Linked DNA regions of Homo sapiens: regions 1, 2 and 4 are each linked to region 3. A link is a loop called in an ENCODE intact Hi-C map of the cell type or tissue named here. Cell type or tissue: B cell. All regions are shown on one strand. Links, peaks and the distances in the headings refer to the core of each region. The heading gives the core; the rest is flanking DNA.

What was found. Peaks named below come from ENCODE experiments on the same cell type or tissue, not always from the same donor. Only the 100,000 strongest peaks of a DNase experiment are listed, where the experiment ranks them.
Region 1: a loop joins it to region 3, with 2.7 times the contacts of the local background. A loop is called at or near these places in 15 of 110 quality-filtered maps.
Region 2: it touches region 3 in a loop (16-fold over the local background); 10 of 110 quality-filtered maps call a loop at or near these places.
Region 4: it touches region 3 in a loop (4-fold over the local background); 6 of 110 quality-filtered maps call a loop at or near these places.

Annotation. Positions count from the first base shown.
Region 1 is chr6:35,918,128-35,923,127 of GRCh38, reverse strand. It overlaps SRPK1 (SRSF protein kinase 1), which reads left to right and starts at 2,030. Exons shown (of 16, transcript NM_003137.5): 1 at 2,030-2,084; 2 at 2,600-2,660. The coding sequence starts at 2,072. RefSeq lists silencers at 1,688-1,747, 1,778-2,367. In B cell, for the core only: no CTCF peak of the experiment used is centred there; DNase peaks (open chromatin) are centred at 2,007, 2,627 and 2,837; H3K4me3 peaks cover 2,913 bases; H3K27ac peaks cover 2,790 bases.
Region 2 is chr6:35,517,529-35,524,941 of GRCh38, reverse strand. No RefSeq gene overlaps it. Among named protein-coding and RNA genes, the nearest start is that of TULP1, 8.3 kb to the right of the region's middle. In B cell, for the core only: CTCF peaks have their summits at 1,724 and 1,930 (motif pointing left); a DNase peak (open chromatin) is centred at 1,931; H3K4me3 peaks cover 441 bases; H3K27me3 peaks cover 500 bases.
Region 3 is chr6:36,091,203-36,099,001 of GRCh38, reverse strand. It overlaps MAPK14 (mitogen-activated protein kinase 14), which reads right to left. Exons shown (of 12, transcript NM_139012.3): 9 at 2,936-3,015. It also overlaps the pseudogene NUDT5P1. Among named protein-coding and RNA genes, the nearest start is that of MAPK13, 35 kb to the left of the region's middle. In B cell, for the core only: CTCF peaks have their summits at 3,436 and 3,655 (motif pointing right); a DNase peak (open chromatin) is centred at 3,641; H3K27ac peaks cover 973 bases.
Region 4 is chr6:35,581,499-35,586,498 of GRCh38, reverse strand. The region is part of intron 8 of FKBP5 (FKBP prolyl isomerase 5); the gene reads left to right. Among named protein-coding and RNA genes, the nearest start is that of LINC03135, 40 kb to the right of the region's middle. RefSeq lists a silencer at 4,421-4,621. In B cell, for the core only: CTCF peaks have their summits at 2,302 and 2,505 (motif pointing left); a DNase peak (open chromatin) is centred at 2,488.

The sequences.
Region 1 (5,000 bases), core at 1-5,000, 170 kb after region 3:
AGTGCCTAACACTGTGTAGGCACTGAGTTTACATCAAGGAAAACCTAAGCAGGGTCTCTACACTCAAACAGTTTACTTTGGGGTGGGCAGTACTTTCCCAATTCTGGGATTTTTCCTAGCTATCAGCTCTCTCCCTGTCTTTTCTAAACCACACGCGGTTATCCTGAACTCACACAACCCTCAGAGTCTAGGGCTTCCCTGTCTGTCCTAACCTTCCTTTTGTTTTCAACTTTACAGCAGGGAATAGACTGGGCTGCATCCTTCCTTGGCCAACAGGTACTGTCTTCTTTTGCAATATACTCAGACATGCTATCATTCAGGTTCCATGCAACATATATCAATTATCTAAATTTCAAATTTGGCTAACCTGCCTTTCCAGCCTCACCTTCCATTTCATCCCTTCAGTTGTTACCAGCCCCAATCCTAGCCCCCACCTACAGGTGTCCACGTCTGTGCCTTTTTGCTCAATGTATTTTCTCATTCAGGAATGCCTGACATCTCCTTCTCCACCTATAGAAATCTTACATATTTCCTAATACCCAGCTCAAAAACTGCCTTCTCTGGATGGGCTTAATTACTTACTTTGCTCAATAAGTTCTGCCAAAGCCCCCATGCTTGACTTGTGCTGTACTATTGCCCTCTCATCTTCCCTTCTCAATTACTTGTTCAGAGCAAAGGTCTTCAGAGCTTCCACTCTGTCCAGCTGCGGTACTTTACAACATGGGTTGGTAAACTAAGATCTGAAATAAGAATAACCGTTGAAACGGTTGAAAAAAGATCAAAAGGGCCTGGCTCAGTGGCTCACACCTGTAATTCCAGCACCTTGGGAGGCTGAGGTGGGAGGATCACTTGAGCCCTGGATGTCCAGGCTGCAGTGAGCCGAGATCATGCCACTGTACTCCGGCCTAGGCAGCAGAGCAAGACTGCTCTCTCTGTCTTTCTTTAACCCTCACCTTCCCTTCAAAACCTAACAAAGACCATGTTTAAATCAATAGAAGAACATTTTATGACGTGAAAATTATATGAAATTCAAATTTCAGTGTCCATACATAAATCTTTATAGGAACACAGCCCATATTTTCTATGACTGCTTTTGAGCTCCAATGGCAGAGTTGAGTAGCTGAGAAAGAGATCTTATGGTCCACAAAGCCTAAATATTTACTGTACGGCCCAAAGAAAAACTTTGCTGAGCCTGCTATACAATAAGGGCTTCATGATTAAATAACTGGGTCGTACACCAAGATTCTGAACATATAGGCAGGCCCTCTTAAGTTTAGTGTCTTTGTGTAATGGAAGTAATAACTATTTTGCCTTTAAGTTGCCATAAACATCAAATGAGATAATGCACTTAGAAAATAAAAACAAAAAAAACTTATAAACAAGACAGCTTTATCATGTATTGAAGGTGGTAGAATAAGAAAACATTAAACGTTTTTATTCTCATTTCCCCTTCTTTCCTTTACAGCTTTCACTTAAACTTGAAATTTCAAGAGAAAATTCACTTTTGAAGTTTTTACTTTTCAAGTGATAATAGGGTCACAGGTTCTTTCCTTCCAGTCTTTTTGTGTTGCTCCCACTCCCTTTTCTTTCTCACATGTAATTTTTTTCCATTTTCTTTAAATAGTATCTCAACTGGGCTCACAATAGCTCAGGGAAGGAGAAACTGGGACATGCCTGATTAATCCATTTTACAGGCCAGGAAACTGAGGCAGATCCCAGTTGCCTCCGAAGCTCTGACTCAGCAGCATGCAGAGAGCCCTGCCGCTCTCTGCGCCTTTTCTAAACAAATAGAACAAAACTAACCTTGCCAGGTTTCCAAGCTTGGATCTCTAACACTCCTTCAACGTTCACCCCGGCGTTCCTCCCCGCTGCGCCCCCTCCCTCTCCTTGCCGCCCCCTCCTCGGGAGCAGGTGGTAGGCTCCGCGCCCAACGCGCAAGCGCGCGGCATCGTGGGGCGGGGGTGGGGCGGGACTGAGGGCGGAGTGTGAGCGGGCTCGGTTTTGGGCCGCGGCGGGAGCGGGAGTCGCCGCCACTCGAGTGCGCAGGCGCCTGGCGATTACCGGTCTCACCATGGAGCGGAAAGGTGAGCGGTGGAGCGGCCTCCGCCACGAGGGGCAATGGTCGCCGGGGCGAGGCCCGGGTCAGCGCCGGGAGCTTCGCTTAACTGCCGCGGTTCGGTTCCCGGACGTGCGGCGCCCCTCCACTGAGGTGGCGCCGCCCCACACCCCCTGCCTCTGGGCTGCGGGTCCGCGCCCCTCAGTCCGGGCGTCCTCTGGCGCCGGCCGTAGCCGCCCCTTGTTCCCCGCCAGGCCGGCTCGCGCCTTGGGGCCACTCCAGGGCCCGGCCCTTGGCGGGCGACGCAGACCCCCACCCGCCCGCCCCCTGACCCGGCCTGAGACCCCTCCGGCGCATCCCGCCCGGGCGCTGCTCTGCGCCCCGTGGGCCGCCAGCCCCACGGCCGGCCGCCTCGCCGGAGCCCGCAGCCGCCCCCGAGGCAGGCCCCGCAGCCGGGCCTGGCGCCCCTGCTGGGTCTCCACCCTCACCTTGGTCGCCTCCTTTCCTCCACATTCGCCCTTCATCCATCCCTCTCTCCTGCAGTGCTTGCGCTCCAGGCCCGAAAGAAAAGGACCAAGGCCAAGAAGGACAAAGCCCAAAGGAAGTGAGTCTTGTACCCCAACATCCCATTCTTTGGATTTTCCTCCGGCACCTTCTCTGCTCTGGTTTCACGTCTTGAACGTGCACCGGGTTTGGGCACCCTGTGGCTGCAGCCACATGGCCTCGGGGCAGCTCGGAGGGTCGCTCTCCAGCAACCATGTGGAAGAGAGCTGCTGTTGCTCAACGCCAGGCCTGGGTCTTAGCAGCCCCGGGCCTGCTGGAAAGGGCTGTCGGAGGAGGACCAGAGCCCGCCCGGTACCTTTCCTCCCCAACTCCACAGAGGAGGCACAAACTCCCCTAGCTTGGACCTCCCCACCGGAGCTGGTAGATCATTATCGGTCTGTTTCTGAACTCTGGTCTCTCTTACCTGCTCCCCAACGTCTTAACTTGCCTCCGACGTCTTCACGGTAGGCCTTAAGGAAATTCTTGAATGAATTTTTCCGTGTTTACTTTGGGTTCTACCAACCACACACTCCCTTTCATAGAGGAGGGCATGGGGCTTTTCCCTGGGTTAGTCAACTTCCTGAGCCTGTAAGGCGTATCGGCTTTTTTGCAGTGTGCCGGCAGACCGCTGTGTATACAGTCGGTGTCTGTTAACTGCTTCTCTTCTGTCTAAACCTCAACCAGATGCAGATAATCTTCCGGAGTGGACATCACAATAGTAACGGGAGAGTTCTTTAACAAACATTGATGATTCTGGTTTGGCGTATTAAGCGCCACATGTCCAGTTTTATCAGTAGGATGCATAACAGTAGTTTAGTGCTATCGTGGCAAGTTCAAAAGTTGGTCACAGCCTAGTAGAAACTCAGGTAGCAGGCTTAGCAGCAAGTGAGGCTAAGCCTTAAGAACTTTCATCATGTACTAACGTTTAATTGCAAAGGATCTTGGAAATCAGCTCTTACACACTTTGTATTCAGAGAGAGCTTGTATGCCTAGTTATTAATACATCTTAATTTTAGATGTATTATCTTTATAGTTTTACATTTATTTGATGTTTTGTGGCATCGTATGCGGTCTAATTCCCTCTGAGCTGATACAACACATTTCAAAGGCCTTCCTAGGTCACCCCACTGAATGACAATACCAGATTAGGGGGGTGTAGGGGTGTGTGTTGTTTTTGGAGGCTACCTACTGTTTGGGGAGAGCACATAATGACTTCTCTCTTTCAATAGAACTAAAGTGGTAGGTGACCTCACCTCTTGCTCCATTTTCTCTTCTGTCTTATGAAATGTATTTTGTAAGTGCTTGGTGACGAAGTCTTGTAAATGAGAGTTTGTGTGTGTCTGTTTACCTTTGGATTATCCATATATGGGATTATTCAAAACCAGTTTTTAATCCTAGATCGTTTAATAGAAACAGCAAGGTGCTAACTTGGTTCTAGTGTGCAGTAGGACTTGAAATGTTACTTTTCTGTGCCTAGTTTAGTTATTCTTTGTGGAATTGATGAGAATGTGTTAAAACGTTCTTTTCTATTGATACAAGGAAGTTGCAGTTTTTATTATATTACTCTGTATTTTTTAGAAATCCTGGTCTCTCAGACTATTTGTCCAGATCTCTCTTACCACTTAGAAATTAATTTGAGATTAGCCCAAATCAAGCTGTAATTTGAGGGGTAAATGTATATAGATGATATACTTTAAGCACCAGAAATCTGTTACTTTCGATTATCTATTTAGACCATATGCTTTATTTCTAAAGTCAGATGTGTATCTGTTACCCCATTCACTACTATGGATAACTTAGAGTTATTTGTGTTAATTGTTTGCAAGTATGGATTATAGATAATCTAGCAGTCATTTTACTGAATATTTCATCTTGAACAACTTTGAATCCTGAAAATATGCGTGAATGAACTGCCCCCATTTCCTTGTAACTTCAGAGGTGTTTTATTTTTGGATTTGTTTCCAATTAATAAGTTTTTTTTGTTTGTTTGTTTTTGAATTTACCTACCTTTTTTTTCTTTTTCTTTTTGAGGCAAAAAGAAAGCCTGTTGCCCAGGCTGCAGTGCAATGGTGCGATCTCGGCTCACTGCAACCTCCACCTACCAGATTCAAGCAATTCTCTTGCCTCAGCCCCCCAAGTAGCTGGGACTACAGGCGTGTGCCACTACGCCTGGTTAATTTTTGTATTTTTTGTAGAGAGAGAGTTTCGCCATGTTGCCCAGGCTGGTCTCGAACTCCTGAGCTCAGGTAATCCGCCTGCCTCAGCCTCCCAAAGTGCTGGGATTACAGGCATGAGCCACTGCACCTTGCTCTTTTTCTTTCTTCCTTTTTGTCTTTCTTTCTGTCTTTCTTTTCTTTTGTTTGTATCCCAGCCTCCTTTTAAGTAGCTGAAATGTCTAATT
Region 2 (7,413 bases), core at 1-5,000, 570 kb after region 3:
CCACTCATGGCCTCAAGTGATCCTCTTGCCTTGGCCTCCCAAAGTGCTAGAATTACAGGTATGAACCACTGGGCCCAACCCATTTTAACCATTTTTCAATGTAACATTCACATTGTTGTGCAACCATCACCACCATCCATCTCCAGAATTCTTTCATCTTGCAAAACTGAAACTTTGTGTCCATTAAACAGTAACTTACCATTCCCCCTACCTCAGCCCCTGGCAACCACCATTCTTTCTGTCTCTATGAATTTGACTACTTTAAATACCTCCCATAAGTGGAATCATACAGTATTTGTCTTTTTGTGTCTGGCTTACTTCACTTAGCATAATGTCCTCCAGGTTCCTCCATCTGTAGCTGTGTCAGAATGTCCTTCCTTTTTCAGGCTGAATAATGTTCCACTGTATGGGTACACCACATTTTGTTCATCCATTCATCAGACGATGGACACTACTGTTGCTTCCACATTTCAGCTACTGCAAATAATGCTGCTAAGGACATGAATGTACAAGTATCTCTTCGAGACCCTGCTTTCATATTTTTTTTTTTTTGAGATAGAGTCTCGCTCTGTCGCCCAGGCTGGAGTGCAGTGGCACGATCTCAGCTCACTGCAACCTCCGCCTCCCGGGTTCATGCCATTCTCCTGCCTCAGCCTCCCGAGTAGCTGGGACTACAGGCGCCCGCCACAACGCCCGGCTAATTTTTTTGTATTTTTTTTAGTACAGACGGGGTTTCACCGTGTTAACCAGGATGGTCTCGATTTCCTGACCTCGTGATCTGCCTGCCTCGGCCTCCCAAAGTGCTGGGATTACAGGCGTGAGCCATCGCGCCTGGCCGAGACCCTGCTTTCATTTGAGCATAAACCCAGAATTGAGATTGCTGGGTCATTTGGTAGAGGGTCTCGTCTTTGTGGGGAGTGGCCTGGCTTCTGGACTAGAGGGTGTGAGGAGCTTCGATAGGAGCTTAGAGGGGATTCACTGTGTGACTGTGGGCAGGTCACTTTCCTCTCTGGAAACAGATCCTTATTTCTAAAACAGGTGCTCTTGTGGTTTTTGTTGTTGTTGTTTGGGTTTTGTTTTGTTTTTTTGAGACAGAGTCTCACTCTGTCGCCCAGGCTGGAGTGCAGTGGCACGATCTCAGCTTACGGCAAACTCCACCTGCTGGGTTCAAGCAATTGTCCTGCCTCGGCCTCCCGAATAGCTGGGATTACAGGCGCCCGCCACCATGCTCAGCTAATTTTTGTATTTTTAGTAGAGATGGGGTTTCATCATGTTGGCCAGGCTGGTCTCAAACTCCCGACCTCAAGTGATCCGCCTGCCTCGGCCTCCCACTGTTGGGATTACAGGTGTGAGCCACCACCCCCGGCCTTTAACTTTTTCTTTAAATTGAGACAGGCTCTCACTATGTGCTCAGGCTAATCTTGAACTCCTGGCCTCAAGTGATCCTCCCTCCTTGGCCTCCCAAAGTGCTGGGATCACAGGCGTGAGCCACCGCGCCCGGCCAGGTGCTCTTAACCACACACATTCTCAGGCCTCTTTTCCCAGGAGATTCTAATTCAATATCTGGCCTGTGGCCCAGGATATTTTTCTTCTTTTTTTTAAGAGCCTTGGATGATTTTTATCATCAGACAGGTTTAGGAACCGCGGGACTTGACGCTTTCCCTTGCAGCTCTGACTGCTGTTGACTCCGTGGTCAGGAAGCGGATGTGGAGTTCACATCCTAGTTGCCAGCACCACCTCAGTTTCTTCACCCGCTAAAGGAGGGCAGTGGCGCTACCACAGGACTGTGGCACGAAGTCAATGGAAATGAAAGAAAATATGTACCTAGTACTAAAACCAAACCAAACCAAAACCAAGTCCTGTAACATGCCTGGTATTCCCAGTTATCCTCACCTTCCGCGGGGCCGGTGTCCTCCCCGGTGGGTGTGTTCGTGTCGCCACCTGGTGGTAAGGCTAAGTCAGTGCACCCTCCCCGCCCTCCCACTCCAAGCCTGGGCTGGCCCCCGTCAGAAGCCTTAAGCTCCCGGAAGAGCTGAAAGCCCACGGTGGGAGGGCCTGGGGTTCGGGGGTCCCAACACATTCCACAGACCCATTCCAGCGATGATGAGTCGTTGCCTCCGCTCTGCCAGCCTAGTCTGTCCTGCCCCCTCCTTACTAGTAAAGATGGAGCCTACGTGCTAGAGTCCTTGCAGACACTGTCTCATTCCACCCTCACAACCCCTTTGTACGGTAGAGGGACTTACCCCTTTTTCACAGCTGAGGACATTGAGGCTCAGTGAAATTAAGTGACTGGCGCAGAGTCACACAGCTTGAAATGACGGAGCCAAGTCTCAAGCCCAGGTGGGTTTTAACCCACAACTATTTCCAATAAGCCACAAGGCCTCTACCCTGGTAGTTCCCCGCTTTGGCTGGACATTGAATTCACCTGGGGATCCTTGACGAATGCTGACGCCTGGGCCCTACACCAGGGGTTCTGATGAACCAGTCTAGGGCGCTGTAAGGCTCAGGAGGGATCCTGATGGGCAGCCAGAGTGACAGCCACTGCTCTGAACTCGCCCATTCTGTTTCGGGGCTCTTCCCTCTGCTCTGGGGGTGCTAGCCAAGTGTTTGGCTCCGGGGACTCACAAATATGCAGCTGCAGCAGAGGGCGTGCACCTCGGGACAGCCTCCAGCCTGCAGCAGGGGCTCTGATCCTCCTGCCCCTAGCGTGGGGTGGGGTGGCTCCAGAGCGGCTCTGGAGGGAGGCTTTGCTGGGTACTGACCTTCAGCAAGTGACTGCACATTTCCGTGAAGTTTCCTCCAATGTAAAACAGGTGTGAAAACTGTAAATCATGTAAAATTGTCGAGTTTTTTTTTTCTTTTTTTGTTTGAGTCAGGGTCTTGCTTTATTGACTAGACTGGAGTGCAGTGGTGTGATCGTAGCTCACTGCAGCCTTGAACTCCCGGCCTCAAGCAGTTCTCTTGCCTCAGCCTCCCAAAGTGCTGGGATTACAGGCGTGAGCCACCCTGCAGGGCCTAATTGTTGAGTATTAAACGAGCTAATACAGCAGATAAAGCACTTAGAGCAGTGCCTGGAACCCAGCAAGCTCTCAATGAATACAGCTACTGCTACTGCTAATAGTAGTATCACTACTCCATCAGTCGCACCCCGTTTGGACTACTCGCCAATTATCAAGAGAACTGCTCTTTTCTGTTCTAGAAAGATCACTGTCCCATAGGGAGGGGCTAGCCATCAAAGAGAGCGGGCACAGAGGCAGGCACAGGATCCAGCCGGTAATCCGAGTTTCCCACCACTGGACTCAACCGACTGAGCCAGGGTAAGCAAGCAGGGCAGTCAGGCCCCTCTTGGGGGGACTGGCATGGACACAGGAAAGGTGCACAGGCACCCCTCCTGTTAACACAGAGGGAAGTAGGGATGGGACGCAGAGGCTCAAGGACATCTTTTGAGTATTTCAGGGGCAGGGACTTTGGTCCATTCTGTTCACTGCTGTGAGTGGAGTGCCTAGAAGTGCCCTGCATACAGTAGGGGCTCAATGAATAGCTATTGAATGGACCTCACGCCGCACCACAACAGCCTGACCTGTCTCATTGTCTGTCCTCTGGCTCCGGCCCTCATCCATCTCTCCTATTGGTCTCTGCCTGACTGGACAGAAACAGATCTGCAGATCTGGTCCCCATTCACTTGCCCTGGGCATAGGAGCTGAGGACCAGGGGACTGCTGCTGCTTCTACCCCTGGGTCCTTGGGGGCTTGGAGGGTGGAGGCCCCTCTCTGGCTGAACTAAGACTGTGACTGTCCCACTGTGGGGGGCCCAGTGGACCACAGAGGGGTGCTGTACTGAGACAGAATTGGCCTCATGGGTGGAAAAGCTTCCCAAGCAGCTGTCCCTGTGCAGCATGATGGCTTCGGAAGACAGAGAGCAGCCTGTGCCTGGGCATGTGTGAGCAGAGGGAAGAACTGTGTCTACCCAGGGATTCCTGACTCTGCTGGGGCCAGCTCAGATTCACATGGATTCTGTGAAAAGCCATGGAGGCCCCCAGTAGCATCACTTGTCAGATTCCACTTTTTTTTTCTCGAGGTAAGGTTTTACTCCCATCGCCCAGGCTGGAGTGCAGTGGTGCCCTCTCAGCTCACTACGACCTCCACTTCCCAGGCTCAAGCGATCCTCCTGCCTCAGCCTCCCAAGTAACTCAGACTACAGGCATGCATCACCACTTCTGGCAAATTTTTGTATTTTTAGTAGAGATGGGGTTTCACCATGTTGGCCAGGCTGATCTCGAACTCCTGACCTCAAGTGATCCACCTGCCTCGGCTTCTCAAAGTGCTGGGATTACAGGTGTGAGCCACCACGCCCAGTCCAGATTCCACTTTCTTTTCTTCTTTTTTTTTTTTCTGAGAGAAGTCTCGCTCTTGTCCCCCAGGTTTGAGTGCAATGGCTTGATCTCGGCTCACTGCAACCTCCGCCTCCCTAGTTCAAACGATTCTCCTGCCTCTGCCTCCCAAGTAGCTGGGATTAAGGCGCCTGCCACTACGCCCGGCTAATTTTTGTATTTTTTAGTAGAGACGGGGTTTCGCCATGTTGGCCAGGCTGGTCTCGAACTTCTGACCTCAGGTGATCCGCCCGCCTCGGCCTCCCAAAGTGCTGGGATTACAGGCATGAGTCACTGTGCCCCGTCCAGATTTCTCTCTAGAGAAGACATGAGTGTTTTTGTTTCATTCTCTGTACATGCCCACCAGCAACTCTCATCTCCCAGGCTGTGAGCTCCATGAGGGCAAAGACTGGGCTTGCATTGCATTTCCAGCTCCTGCAGCCAGTGCCCAGCTGCCACCCAGGGCTTTGTCCAACCAACAATTGAGAAGCCCCTCTGCGGGCCAAAGTGGGGCTGTGCCCGGGCTCTGAGCTCAGAGAATCTGCCCGAATCCCACTCACTCACACTGCCCACCTGGGAGACCTGGACAGTGACTTAACCTCTCTGAGCCTCCAAGAAGCAAGGATAACACAAGAACCCTGGCACTGGACTCCTAGGGTTCACTGAGAGAAAATTCCTTTTAGAACAGACGGCCAGGGGCTATGTGATGTAACAACACAACCTGGACAAAACTTAAGCCTGTGTGAGCCTGATCAAAGCTCAGCCCTACTTTCTATTTCACAAGAGCCCAGACACACCCTCAGGTGACCGCAGTTCCCATTTCTGATGAGCCCACCTGCATGGATCCTTTTGAGATGCAAAATGTCTTTTGCCCGTTTGAGACACTGATGCCCAGGCTGGAGCCTCCAAGCAGGGGGAATGCTTGCCCAAGGCCACCCAGCAGAAACCTGGGGAAGCGGGACACTGGGTCTGTTTCTGGGCAAAACCACTCTCCTTTAACTTTCTCCAAAGTCGCCTCCTTTCACCTCTGTGCCAGGTAAGCTAAGCCCTGGAGGCCTGAGGTGGAGTTCCTTTAGGGACCTGGGCCTCCATTTCCTTACTGGTGAAATGAAGGTAAAACAGCACATAGCTGACATTTCATAGGATACTTGCTCTGTGGCCAGCACTGTGCTAAGCACTGCACGTTTCTATCTATTCAATTTTCACGGCAATTTCCATAAAGTCGATTCCAAGTGTCGTCACCACTTTATGGACTAGAAAAATAGAGGCACAGGGAGGTGAAGAAAAATGCCTGCTTGCCTTTTGAAGTTTCCGTAGGGACTAGAAATAACACAAGTAAAACCAAGCACATAGTAGGTGCTTGGTCAGTGGAATGGCTCCACTAAACACTGGCTGTGTGACCTTGGACAAGTTACTTAACTTCTCTGAGCCACAGATATGTGAGTGTGCTGTGAGGATGAATTGAGAACACTGGGCACACACCATGCCTGACATGTAGTAGAAGACATTATTGATCAGTGTCAGCATTGCTGGTGGTGGCAAATCTTCATCTTCTGAAAGTAGATTTAACTTTAGGAAACAGATAAAATTCATATGGGATTAAGTCTGGGAACTAACGCCAGTGATCAAGCTGAGTCTTTTTTTTTTTTTAAATAGAGACGGGGTCTTGCTATGTTGCCCAGGCTGACCTGGAACTCCTGGGCTCAAATAATCCTTCTGCTTTGGCCTCCCAAAGTGCTGTAATTACAGGTGTGCTCCACCACGCCCGGCCAGAAATGTCATTTTTAGGCCAAACAAGGTATAATTATAGAGCCTCAAGCCTGTTTTTCTGGAAGCCTGGAGTACCTATGTCAGATCAAAAGGTGCTAGAGGTTATCTCTGTTCCTGATCTTATCCCTAAACAGAAGTCTCATTTTAACTAAAATCTTGCCTCCTGTTCCTAAACACACCCCTGACCCAAATCTGGACACTTATACTGCCCCTAAGTTCCCTCCACATGCTCATCGGCTCATCAGTGTAGCTGCACCAAAACCTTGGAGTTTCTATTCTTTTTGTTGTTGTTGTTGTTTTTAGAGGGAGTTTTGCTCTTGTTGCCCAAGCTGGAATGCAATGGCACGACCTGGGCTCACTGCAACGTCTGCCTCCTGGGTTCAAGCAATTCTCCTGCCTCAGCCTCCCGAGTAGCTGGGATTACAGGCGCCCGCCACCACTCCCAGCTAATTTTTTGTATTTTTAGTAAAGACAGGGTTTCACCATGTTGGTCAGGCTGGTCTCGAACTCCTGACCTCAGGTGATCCACCCGCCTTGGCCTCCCAAAGTGCTGAGATTCCAGGCATGAGCCACGCGCCCGGCCTCTTGCTATGCTTTTCCCAGCTCCACTTTGGCACTTCCTGTTTCTGTCATGATCTCAACCTGTGCTTGTTCTCAAGGGCTGAAAACAAATGGAACTGCATCCAAAGTATGAAAAACTTGAATACATTCTCCCAAAAGTGATGAAAGTAAGACATTTTTAAATTAAAATTTTTACATGCATTCAAAAGTGAGTTTTCTTTTAATATATTCAAAATTTTGTATTAAGATTAAAAGGCAAAATATGGCTTATAGTTAATAAATATCAAAAATTTAATCAAATGGGTTTTTTGAAATTTTATTTTATTGTATTTTTTTGAGACAGTCTCGCTCTGTCACCCAGGCTGAAGTGCAGTGACGTGATCTCAGCTCACCGCAACCTCTGCCTCCTGGGTTCAAACGATTCTCCTGCTTCAGCCTCCCAAGGAGCTGGGATTACAGGCGCCTGCCACCACGCCCAGCTAATTTTTGTGTTGTTAGTAGAGATGGGGTTTCACCATGTTGGCTAGGCTGGTCTCGAACTCCTGACCTCAGGTGATCTGCCCGCCTTGGCCTCCCAAAGTGCTGGGATTATAGGCATGAGCCACCGTGCCCAGCTGGGTTTTTTGAAATTTTAATTCCATCTTATTAAATATTTTTAGAAAAACAAAACTGTTTGCAAAATAGCCTCCAATGTCCCTCTAGTTGTCAATATA
Region 3 (7,799 bases), core at 1,526-6,525:
TACGCTCCCTAAGCCCAAAGACAGAGGCCAGTAAATTCCAAAAGGGGATAGGAAATACACTTTGATTTGCGGTCCTTTTAAGAAACGTTAACAGATCCATACCAGATGATGGAATTCTTTATTTTGTTAGGAGTACAGATAACAGAATTTAGAGTTACCTTTAACAAATCACATAACAAATGATACTTTTCATGCCAAGGGAAATAACAAAAAGGGGCCACAAAGTAAACCAGCAATAGCAGAATACCAGTTGGGTCTTAAAATGTAAAAATCCTCCACTTCCCCTTTCTTTCTGTGAATGATACCTGGCCTGCACATTTTCTGTCTTTGTCTCCTTTAGTCAAAGAGGTTATTATATCCCCTTTCTGTCAAGAAGTTAGAAAGATTCTATTTCTGGAGGAAAATGTGAATGAGTCAGGTCTTCGCTTTTTTATCTAATTTAATTAATTAGTTTATTTATTTTTAAAGACAAGGTCTTGCTCTGTTGCCCAGGCTGGAGTGCAGTGCATGATCACCACTCCCTGCAGCCTCAAACTCCTGGCCTCGAGTGATCCTCCTGCCTCAGCCTCCCAAAGTGCTGTGATGACAAATGTGAGCCACTGTGCCCAGTCTGCTTTTGCTTTCTTAATATGATTTTCTTGTTCTTTCACTGATTATTATAGATACTGGGACATTAACCAAATGAATTCTCTGTCCTTGGCCTCCATCACAACCCATTTATACCTTTTCCTATGGCTCATTCTAATAGGTTCTAAATCCATTACTGCATTCTCTTACTCGGCATTCAATTTCTTCATAATTATTGCCATCACTACTTCACTACTTTTCAGGAGAATGAAAACAGCTGTTGGCTATTTACTGCACTCCTTCACTAATGTCTTTTTTCTTTTTTTAATTTTTAAAATCTCTGAACAATTTTACTCACCTGGCCTTATTTTTCCATTCTGTTCCCATACATCATGCGCTTTTAAGATAAACAGGTACTTGGGCCGTGTCACGAACATCAAATTAATCTTGTCTACCCCTTAGGATGTTTAAACTACTTTTATCCACTCACCCCAATTATGTAGGAAACAAACCAAAAAAAAAAACCTTTCTTATTCTTATACTCAATATAATATTATTTGAGTTAAGTTCTGTATTCTGGTACTCAATTTCAGTAGAGCTGTTGAAATGTATAATGTGCCTCATTTCACAGAGAGACCTCCATTATTAGGCTGTGCACTCATTGTTTCTTTCTTAAAAATAAGTGATGGATTAATGACAGATAAATACTATTGACTATTTTACCTAGACTTTGGTTTGAATTCCTAATCCAATTCCAAATGACTAATAGCACGTATCTATAGGGCAGATGGTTGGGATGGAAGAGAAGACTAAGAAAGGGCTGCTAGGAGACACTCTCAGGAAGGAAATGAATTTGCTTGGTCTCATTAGCACTATTTATTAATTGAGCTCCTCCCTCTGCCCTTAGGTCCTCTTACTGTAAGACAGTGTTTCTAAGCAAAAACATTAAAAAAAAAGTACTGCTCTTTCTAAGCATCATCTGATATCTTTGATTCACTCTAATTCAGCTTCTACATATCATAAAGGAGAAAAAAATACCTCTTTAGGTTGACATTGTGGTAACACTGACAATGACTTTCAAAATAGTGTGTAATCACATGGGATTATAGTTTGGATCATGTTATCAGAACATCTGGGATCTATACTCAGCTCTGCCACGTGATTCAGTGCATGACATGGAAAAGTCACTGCCCTTCTGGGCTTTTGCTTCTTTATCTTAAATAAGTAAATGAAACAAATTCAGAGTGGAGGTTCAGAAATACACTGGGCTTTGGGATCCTTTCAAGAAATGTACCGGATACATACCAGATGACGGTATTCTTTATTTTGTCAGGAAGATGATGAACGGTTCCAACTCACCTGCTTATGCTTGCCTCAAGCTACCCAGCCATCTTCCCAACTAGGCAAAGGGCCCCTTCAGTCATAAATGTTGGGAGGAGAATCCAGGAAGGCATAACTGGAGCTTGGCTCCATAGCTCTTTTTTTCTTTTGTTCAACTGCCTGGCAGCAGATCGAGGGAAAAAGAAAAGCTGGGCTTTCATGGCTTCTCTCATGCCTCTGGCCCAAGAAAATGACCAAGAGCAGGAAATCATAGCAAAAGTAAGCCAGACTCACATTCCCATGGCTTCTGTCTAAGTCCCTGCTTAGAAGCAAGAAAGCACTAGTTCCAAACTCTGTCTCAGGTTATCTAACTTATAATTACAAGGCAATAGGAGGAAAATTTATAACCACATTCCTGTGTATCTGAGGTATCAGGAGTGAAGCTGTTTCTTCTGAGTGGGGTCTAGGGACTGGGTAGAAAGGTCCCTCTGTTGGGAACAAACATTTTACATAGGATATGTGAGTATCTATTCTAAAACAATAAAAAATAACTTCTGGGAAGGGGCAACAGTGTGCAGACAATGTACATTTTATTCTTTTAGTGATTAAGTTAAACTAAATACATGGTGAAGCTCATGCTCTGAGAACAAACACTAGAAACAGTGAAAAGAGCTCTAGAGCATACGTGAAACTTCTGAGAAAGAAGAAAGTCAGGTCTTGAGGACAGAGACACAAAGTTTACATTAATCTCTTGGAATGAATTAGAATCTCAAATCTCATTGCTTTACTGGGATACTATTGTCTAATGGAGGCTCCCGTGATCTTAGTGTGTACCCAGATAGAGAATAAAACACACTTGTGCATGCAAGCAGGCACACATGCGTGCACGCACACACACACTCACACTGTCTTATACCTCACTCATCCGGGAAGTCAGCACACAAAGGGCATGTGTGCTTACAAACACACCCAGGTCAAAGTACAGATTGGTAGAAGGCAAGTGGCAGAGGCTCCCAACAGGGCAGATAATTACAAAGCATCAACTCACAGACTCTGAGGAGATTTTCTTCAAAAGCTCAGCCCCTGGGGTTCCAACGAGTCTTAAAATGAGCTTCAACTGATCAATATCTAATGGTGGACCATAAAGGAAAATGTTGGGACAAAATAAAAATGAAAAACAAACAATGACAAACAAAACAAAAACAAACAAACAGAACACACCGAGAACAAAAATGAAACACCCCAAACCTAGCCAACACGGTGAATCCCTCTAGGTCAAGGCTCCTGCAGGATGATCACTTCACGTAGGGCATGCTCCTCCTGTACAAAGATTCAAAATGCTACCAAACACATATCCACTTTATATTCATTTTATGCATCTGTCAACAGCATGTATCAGTAAAGTGAGGCAACTTTAGCTGGTTCTTAGCTGCCAAAGACAGCAGGTGAAAACACAAGAGCTTCACTCAGTTTACACTGCCCTCTTCATCTGCCATCACAGTGTCAGTAACCAGTTCAGCAAAGTGCACTGATAATTAGAGGGCCACAGATAAGGAAAAAAGCAGCAGAAGACAGGAGCTAGGGATGTACAAGTCTATTTATGAATATTCTCCCAAGCGTGACCTAAAGAGCTTGTGATATGACAGTGGAAGGCCTGTGAGACCCCAAAGCCTGACCACTGGAGCACACCCTCTGGAAAGGGAAGCCTCGCCTCTCACACTGGCTATAGCAGGCACTATGAGGGAGAGTCGCCAGCAGAGGGCGCTCTCCCATCGCATGTTCCTTTAGGAGCGCCATGAGAACGCAAATACAGGCGGTTTCAACCTTATAAAATGCAAATGAACAATGCTTAACAAACTTCACACATCCCAAAGGCTCTAAATAATAGGCCACAATGCCATAACTTTTATCCTGGTAGCTAACACTTCAATGTATACTCAGAATGTATGTGCATGTGTTAACCAGAAGACAAAAATTTGTTTGTTCTCATTGCTTTTAATCTTACCTAAAAAGGAAGTTAAAAAGAGGGGGAAAAATATTATAAAATAGCTTTTAATATTTCCTCTGAAAATGTGAACAGTTTATCCACGTTTATACTGACTGACATTCCAGGGAGGGAGAAGGGGAGGATGACTGTCTTCTGACCCATCAGGTTTTTCACATGACTAAATCCTCTTGGCTTCAGGTCTCAGCTTCAACTTCACCTCCTAAGGGAGGCCTCCCCTCAACACTCTATATACATAACACCCCACCCCCCAATTCTCTCTCAGCACCATGCTTGATAACATCATAGTGCTTATCACAGCCTAGAATTACTTTATTTGCTTACTGTCTGCCCCCTGTACTGGTCTACAGCTCTACGAGGACAGGGGCCACTCTGCCTCTTCACCATTTATCCCCAGCCTAACATCTGGTACATGACAGGTAGTCAAAATATTTGAGGAAAAGGTAGAGCAGGATGAAAGAAATTTTTGCTTATGGTTATACATATAAAGGCAACATAGCAGCACTTAAAAACAACAGTCTCTATAAGCCACAGGTGCCTACGTTATAGGAATAACTTAATGCAGTAATTTGACATCCTGTCTTTTACTTTCTTTCAGACATGAAATCAGCTTAAATGGAAGAAAATTCTAGGCTGGAGTCACCAAACCCCAGGCTCTGCCTGTTTTATATATAAAGTTTTATTAGAACACAGCCATGCCCATTCATTTATGTACAGTCTATAGGTGTTTCCAATTACAACAAGCACAGTTACCATATGGTTCCCAAGCCTAAAATATTAACTACCTGGCCCTTTCAGAAAAGGTGCGCCAAACCCCACCCTAAACCCAAACAACTTGTGTTCTTTAGCAAGCAAAAACAAACTAGAAACAAGTCCACTCACATTATTTCTAAATTAAGAATAACAGGGAATTTTGTCATCTGCAAATGGCAAAAATCATTGTGTTATAAAGGTTAAGATTTTAATACTGGCTTCTCAGTTCAAGATGTTGACAAGTAAAAAATCTTATAGCATATGTTCATGGGACAGAGTAGGAATGGGGGTGGGATGGATACTGTCTTGCTCTAAAATAATCAGATTAATTATATTACAATAGAAATCAGTAAAAAAAATTCTTGCTCATCTAAAATGACTCAATTCAAAAAATTTAGTTTCCTCACATTAACACTCTTCAGGAATATATTTAACTGGGTAGCCACCACAAGATAAAGTAAATCATATATGGGAAAAATCTTGACTACTTCAAATCTCAAACAAGTGGCTTTACAATATATGCATCAAAAGTAATCTCTAAAATGAAGCTTTTGATATTGGTACTCTTGTTTAAGAGACTTCTTTCTGACTACTTAACAATGAGAGTCAGTTGTTTTTTTTTTTTTTTTTTTTTTTGAGACGGAGTCTCTCGCTCTGTCGCCCAGGCTGGGGTGCAGTGGCGCGATCTCGGCTCACTGCAAGTTCCACCTCCCAGGTTCACGCCATTCTCCTGCCTCAGCCTCCAGAGTAGCTGGGACTACAGGCGCCTGCCACCACACCCGGCTAATTTTTTGTATTTTTAGTAGAGACGGGGTTTCACCATGTTAGCCAGAATGGTCTCAATCTCCTGTCCTCATGATCCGCCTGCCTCGGCCTCCCAAAGGGCTGGGATTACAGGCGTGAGCCACCGTGCCTGGCTGAGAGTCAATTTTTATACTCTCTCTAAGGAAGACAGGCTCTCTGAGCTGTGAATTTCTCAACTACCTGAACTTCACCCCAACCTACCTGAAGAATACGCAATTTCCATTAGTCACAGTGGCTCATTACATCAATGAGCTGAGAAACCCTCTCTCTCCCACCTCTGCTGGCATGAAACAATATCAGGCCTGAAGAATCAAGCCTAGTTTGACTCTGGCTCAAATTATTATTCTTTAATGCACTCAATGCTTCAACTCACATCAGATATTCCAGGCACTTCTAAGCTTCCAAGTACTTATTTATGTACTCATAAACCAGAATACCTCCCCCTTCTCCCGTCCTTCCAAGCCTTTTCTATTCCTATTTACACTTTGAAGTCCTATTCAAACAAGAACTCTGCCATGAAGTCTTCTTGGATTTTTTTCAATAGCTTATCTATAACTCTATTCTAGTGTATTTATCACTCCATCTTATTTTATAATCAGAGACAGTTGTTCAAGTAACTCTTGTAACTCTCTTTCCACTGAGTCTGATCATTCTGGTTTTAAGGACAGGTACCATCCTGTCCCCAGCACCTTCCACAGAGCAGCTTGATAAATACTAGTTGACTTGAAAAGATGAGCCATGGCACATCCTTTCATCACCTCGGGAGGTGCCGATGTCTTGAGTCGTGACACCGGCGTATGCTGACACTGCTGCCTCCAGTAGTTCTTTTGTCCTCTTCCCTTTGTCACCCCTACACTTTGGAGGTGAACTTCTCTCCTGAGGGCTGTAAAGACTAGTTTGAAAAGGGAGAGCCAAGAACCAACTGAATTGTCTCAGAATGGAAACACTATATTATTTCAGAGGAGTTAATTTCAGAAGGAAAATGGGTCAAACTTGAAAAAACAACATACATGGCTCCTATTGGTAAAACTGGAACTTGGGACTCAGTGAAACATACAACCAGGAAAGAACAGACTGGTGATGATGTAGCGGTCATCCCTGTGCTGCAGAGAACGCTTCACTACGAGTGTATCGTTCTGGTGAAACAGTCCTGACCACCAATGGGTGGCTACTGCATAGAGTTCCCTGCAGGGAACTCATAGAAGATGGTGAAACCCCAGGAGCAGCTGCTCTTTGGGAGCTTGAGGAAGAAACTGGCTACAAAGGGGACGCTGCTGAATGTTCTCCAGTGGTCTATATGGACCCAGGTTTGTCAAACTGTACCACACACATCGTGACAGTAATCATTAACGGAGATGACGCAGAAAATGTAAGGCCCAAGCCAAAGCCAGGGGATGGAGAATTTGTGGAAGTCATTTCGTTACCCAAGAATGACCTGCTGCAGGGACTCGATGCTCTCGTAGCTGAAAAACATCTTACAGTGGATGCCAAAGTCTATTCCCATGCTCTAGCACTGAAACATGCAAATGTGAAGCCATCTGAAGTGCCCGTCCTGAAATTTTAAGGCCAAAGACGACACTGGCCATTTTTGTAAATGAGACTACCAGGCCTTCTTCACAAAGGCTTTGTATTCAACTTAGTTTAATGTAGATTTGAATTAGCTTTTTCGTAAAATAAAAGCAGCAAAAAATGAAAAAAAAAAAAAAAAGAAAAGAAAAGATGAGCCATATTATGCTTTTCAACTCAGCTTTACCCCACTGCCTTGCCCTCAAAACACAGAATGACCATACTCCATGGAAAAACACACAACATAAAATAAAAATCTTAGTAACTAAAAGCATTTGCATGAAGGAAGTTAAAACATGCAAACCTCAGAAGAAATCACCATGGGTTCTTCAAAAGCTGGCAAATCCACTGAAATACAGGCCAGTCTTCCAACAGTACCAGCTACTATAAGGCCACTATGATTTGTCCAGGCAGTTAAGACCAGAAGGAGCGTCACGTAGCCACATTAGCGGAGTAAAGCAAAACTCACCACATCATGACAATCAGTTATTTCCACAGTGAGCCATCCTTTGTAATAGGTTTAGCCCTGTTTCTCTTAGGTAGAAAATATTTTTACTATTAGTTTAAAATGTGTTTTAATTGTAATGATCACAACGTCAAAATTTAAATCATAAATCTCCTGAATCTTTCTAAAACAAATGAAGAAAAGAACAACTTAAGCCTAAGATTACTCTTTAGACGAAGTCATCTTTAACAGAAGCAAGTCAGTCAGAATGAACAGGTAAAGAAAAAAAAAAACAAAAAAACTAAGCATAACAGGATATTTCTAGGGAAAGTAAAAGAG
Region 4 (5,000 bases), core at 1-5,000, 510 kb after region 3:
CACTGCACCGGGCCCATCTTCCTTTAGACTGTCTTGATGAAGTCACTAGAGCATATGATAAAAGGAGAGAGGACATGCACAAATTTCAAAACAAACTGACAGGAGAGTATTGATTGCTTCTAATGGCCAAGATGATTCCTGCACACTTGCTTTTATGAGGAATCTCCGGATATTCCTGAATGATATTCATCATAAATTGCTTCTCAGAAACCCTTCTTGGAGCAACTAGGAGTGTGATATTTTCTCACTTAGATCTTAAACCTCTAGATGTAAGAAAAAAAGAAACCGCCCTTCATTCTGTTTTAATCAGTGTTCTACCCATTGCTTCCCCACCCCAAATATATGCCTTCTCCATGTCAAGCAGAAAGGGCTTAGTGATGAGAATTAGAGGGAGAATGGGAGTTCTGTCAAGGTTTCTTTCGTTTTCTGCCACTGCAATACAGAAATTAGATGTTTTTCAGCAGTATAAAGCAGTGAGGCATAAGTGTACTTTAACAAGTCTTTATGGGGCATCTGCTATAAGACATGCTATTATTAAGTTACAACCTTGTCAGGAGGGAGGAGTGGCAATGTTAATCCAAATGAAACAACTAGAGAATTATGTAAGAATATATAATCAACCCAAAATTAACACAGCCAGAGGGCACCATGTGTTTTCAGAATTTGAGCTGAGACAATATTGGGTCATGAAATCAGTTTTGTGGAAGTGTATTGCAATATGTTATAAGGATCAGTTTTGTTGCATAAAACTTTGCTTGTGTATGAGTAAGTACTGGATTGCATATTTCTTACTGTGGGTGGTATTCAAACAAATTTTAAATCATGGGTTTAGATAAGTATAAATATATAAATATGTTATTTATCATTATTTACTATGTATACTAAACTCTTATGGATCACCAGAAAGCATGGGGGTATGATAGAATAAGCTCAGAATTGGGAAAAATGGGCTTTATTGCTCTTCAAATGATTTAGTCATTTAAGGTCCAAAGAGGTTATATTTTCAAGTGAAAAATAGGGGAGTTAGATGTTCCCCAAGTTTCTTTCCAGCCTGAATTTCTGTGAGTTTCTAAACTCTCAAGAACAAGTGTTATTTTTTTGGTTTTGTTTTGTTTTTAATTCTAATTGAGGTATATTGGATACTTCTAAACTATTCAAGTAAGATTCCAAGTGGGTTATTTGTATATCCAAATACATAATACACTAGAGGGAAAAATGTTTCTACAAAATTTCTTAAGATCGTGAGTCCTTAACAGTATTTTCTATATTTCCGAAGTCCATAAAAATCCTTAACTATATTTTATATATTTCCTCAATACTTCCAAATAGAATATTAACAGTTTGGGAAGATTTGAGGCTTTTGGCCTTTGACTAGAATTATATCGATTCAGTGTAGTAAAACAGCTCAGCTATTCAGAGGCTCTAATCGGTGCTATGATACAGAATTTTGGAGAACATTATTGGTAATGAAATAATGTTATGAAGCCATCTGTCATATAGCTGTGTTCTGAATATATACAGAGAGATGGCCAGAATTAGTGATCAGTAGCAGAAAGCAATGAGTGTCTGTACAGTTACTTAACTTTGTTGCTTATCAGCATCACAACTGCAAGAGTGATACTATTATGAACCTACTTAAAATTACCAATCTTTGGATAAAATCTGGATCAGCAGTCACACACATGGAAAAAATTATTTTTAACATGGAATTTGATAGGCAAAATTTTTCAAAACATTAGTCCATTGGGGAAAAATTAATGAAAGGTTCAAAACCACTGACCTGAGACTTTTCTCCCAGAATGTCTCTGAACATTTTGTACCACTAAAAACTTCCCTGGAGGCACCTTTATAATTATAGGTAAAAGATCCCAGCAGTAGTCCTAGCGTTAGCTGTAAAACTTCAAAATGGTTAGTAGATAGTTTCCTGTACATATTCCCTTCCCAACTCAGGGCAGGTTTCAATCTGCCATACTGCCCTCCCGGGCCTTGTCTTTCCAGGGTGTCTGACTTGGCATGTTATGCATTTGCACAGAGTCCAGATGTGTAGGTGAGAGCAGAGATGGGCTGAACTAAAGATCTGTATTTCATGCCATCTGCATATTGGAATTCTGTTTCCATTGATCTGTTGGTTTGGTTTATACCTAAATGGGTAAAGCCTCTCTCCTGAGTAGGATTGAATTGTACTCAGCTTTTAAGTGGGAATGATTTTGCCATTGAAGATGTAAAGTCCTCATTTCAACCTCTGAATACTAAAGAGAAGAAAAATAGAGAACTCTATTTGGCTCTGAAAATAATTATTAAGTACAGGTAACAGCATAATATTAAGCCAGGCATTGTGCAAGCGAGTTAAACAGACACGATTTTTGCCCTCATAGCTGACAGTGTTCTGCAGGACAGGAGCATTAACTCACACCTGGTCAGTGTTTTTCTTTTTTCTGACTTGGCAGCAGAGTGGCAAGAAGGCTAAGAACACTGAAGTGATGTGGGATTCTTGCGCCCCCTTGTGCTTCTCCTGGGAAGAAAGCATTTCTAAAACAAACTAGTTGAGGAGAATTGTTCAACCTCTAAACTCTTCAGATAAATCGGGCTTTGCTATATTTTCACCACCCTTGCTGTTCCAAGATACCAGTAATGTGATTTAGAAACAAGCCGTTTATGACTCTAGGATTTGATGTTTTAAAAAAAATTCCTAAGAAGAGTCCACCCTGTCTTTCATCTCTTTCCTTTAGTGCAGAATTTTTCAACCTCAGTACTATCAACATTTGGAGTGGGATAATTCTTGATTGTGTGGGGCTGTCTTGTGCATTGTAGAATATTTAGCAGCATTCCTGGCCTCTGCCCATTAGATGCCAGTAGCATCCTACCCAGTTATGACAACTAAAAATGCCTCCAGACCTGCCAGGTGTTCCCTGGGGGGCAAAATCACCCCCCAGTTGAGAACTGCTTTAGTACCTCAGAAGCAGGGAGTACAAGACAGACTTTTCGCTAATTGGAAGTTGAAGTCTAAATAAAGTTACATGATATATATGCAAGAGCTTTCAAAAAATTAAAATGCCCTATGTGAAGGAACTATTAAGAAGTCTAATACCTGTTTTTTGTGTTTTGTTTTGTTTTACCATGGCCTTCTACCATTCTGATTATTCAGAACTTATTGAAATGTTAAGATCTAGGTTTTTGTCCTCCCTGGCTCTTCTTTTCTTTCCCTATACAATATATTAGGAGATAATCAGAAAAGTTAAGTTAATCAATGCATTAGAGAGGGAGGAGGAGAGAGGATGAAGAAATGAGGCATGACAGGGGAAATGCCTGTCCTTCCTATCTCATCTCAGTGAAACAACACTTTTCATTTCCACCCACACATTTTTTGCTCCCAATGATAGCAAAAGGTTTTGTTGTTGGTATTGTTTTTAGAGAGAGAGGGTCTTACTCTGTCACCCAGGCTGGAGTGCAGTGGCACAAGCATAGCTAACTGCAGCTTCGAACTCCTGGACTTAAGAGATCCTCCTGCCTCAGCTTCCCAAAGTGCTGGGACTATAGGCGTGAGCCACCACACCACTTTAGAAAAAGTCTTGATTCCATATTTACATTCCTTTGATTTCAATATTTACTCAACAAACCTTTATTAAAGACCTCTTGGTGCTAAACCCTGAATATTCCAAAAGGGAGAGGACAATGCTGCCTGTCCTCAAAGACCAGCAAGAGAAAAGGCAGTGACAGAAAGAAAATGCCGACCTGAAACTGGTGAGGACTTTATTCTTTTTTTTTTGTAGCATCCAAAAAAGGAGTGGTAGGCCTAAGACTATGACAAAATTTAAGTATTGTCTTAGCTTGGGCTGCCACAGTAAAATACCATACACTGGGTGGCTTCAACAACAGGAATTTACTTCTGGAGACTGTAAGTCCCAGATCAAGGTGTTAGCAGGATCAGTGTCTGGGGAGGGCCTCTCCTCTGGTTCCTTGTAGCTCCCTTCTTGCTGTGTTCTCACATGGCCTTTCCACATGCATGTGAGTGGAGAGAGGGCAGAGGGCAGCAAGCACCCGAGTTTCTTCTTATAAAGGCTCTAATCCCATCATGAGGCCCCACCCTCATGACCACATCTAACCTAATTCCCTCCCCAAATGCTCCATCTGCAAATATCACATTCGGGGTGAGGGCTTCAACATAGGAATTTAGGATGGGGGACACAATTCAGTCCATAGCAAATCTAATTTCCTCAAGAATTTCAGCATTTAAAATAAAATGCCCTGGTTTCGTGTTCTTATGAATGACCTGTATCACACACTTCTGAGGCAGAGAGGGTGACAGACTTTGATTTTAGTGCCAGTCTTCCCTCTCCTAAGTGAGTGACTTGGGAAGAAGGATGTTCGAGGGATGTAGCCTGGCCCTCATTCACACCCAGGCCCTCCAGCTGGAACAGGTCTGCCCCATCTTCATCACCAGAAAATCCACACCAGGGCTTCCTTTCTACAGGCAGAGCTCGTTTCTTACATCACCCACTTGAAGTCCTGTATCACAGGCATGTCCTCTTAGACCTGCTCTATGGTTTTTCTCTTACTCAGACTCCTTGGGTGAGGGTTGGAGTATTTGTGGGGAGAGACAACTCGGCAGTGAGATGTACGCGCTGCTTGGGCTGTGGTAAATCCTAGTAACATGGTCTTAACACTGTTGGTCAGGCATTGAATTTAATGTCCTAATAGGTCTGGCTGCTCCTCTGCCATCTGGCAGGATGTATCATCTGTGGTTTTGAGCTTATCACCTCCTCAAAGGAGAATCCCCACTTGTACTCCTGTTTCTATTTGCGTATTTACCAGCGATTCCCCAGTGCTTTCATTTACCTTAAAATCACAGTGGACACATTGTCTCAGCCCTGGAGGGGTTTTGTTTTGTTTTGTTTTGTTTTGTTTTGTTTTTGAGGAGTCTCGCTCTGTCACCCAGGCTGGAGTGCAGTGGCATGATCTTGGCTCACTGCAACCTCTGCCTCTTAGGTTCAAGCAGTTCT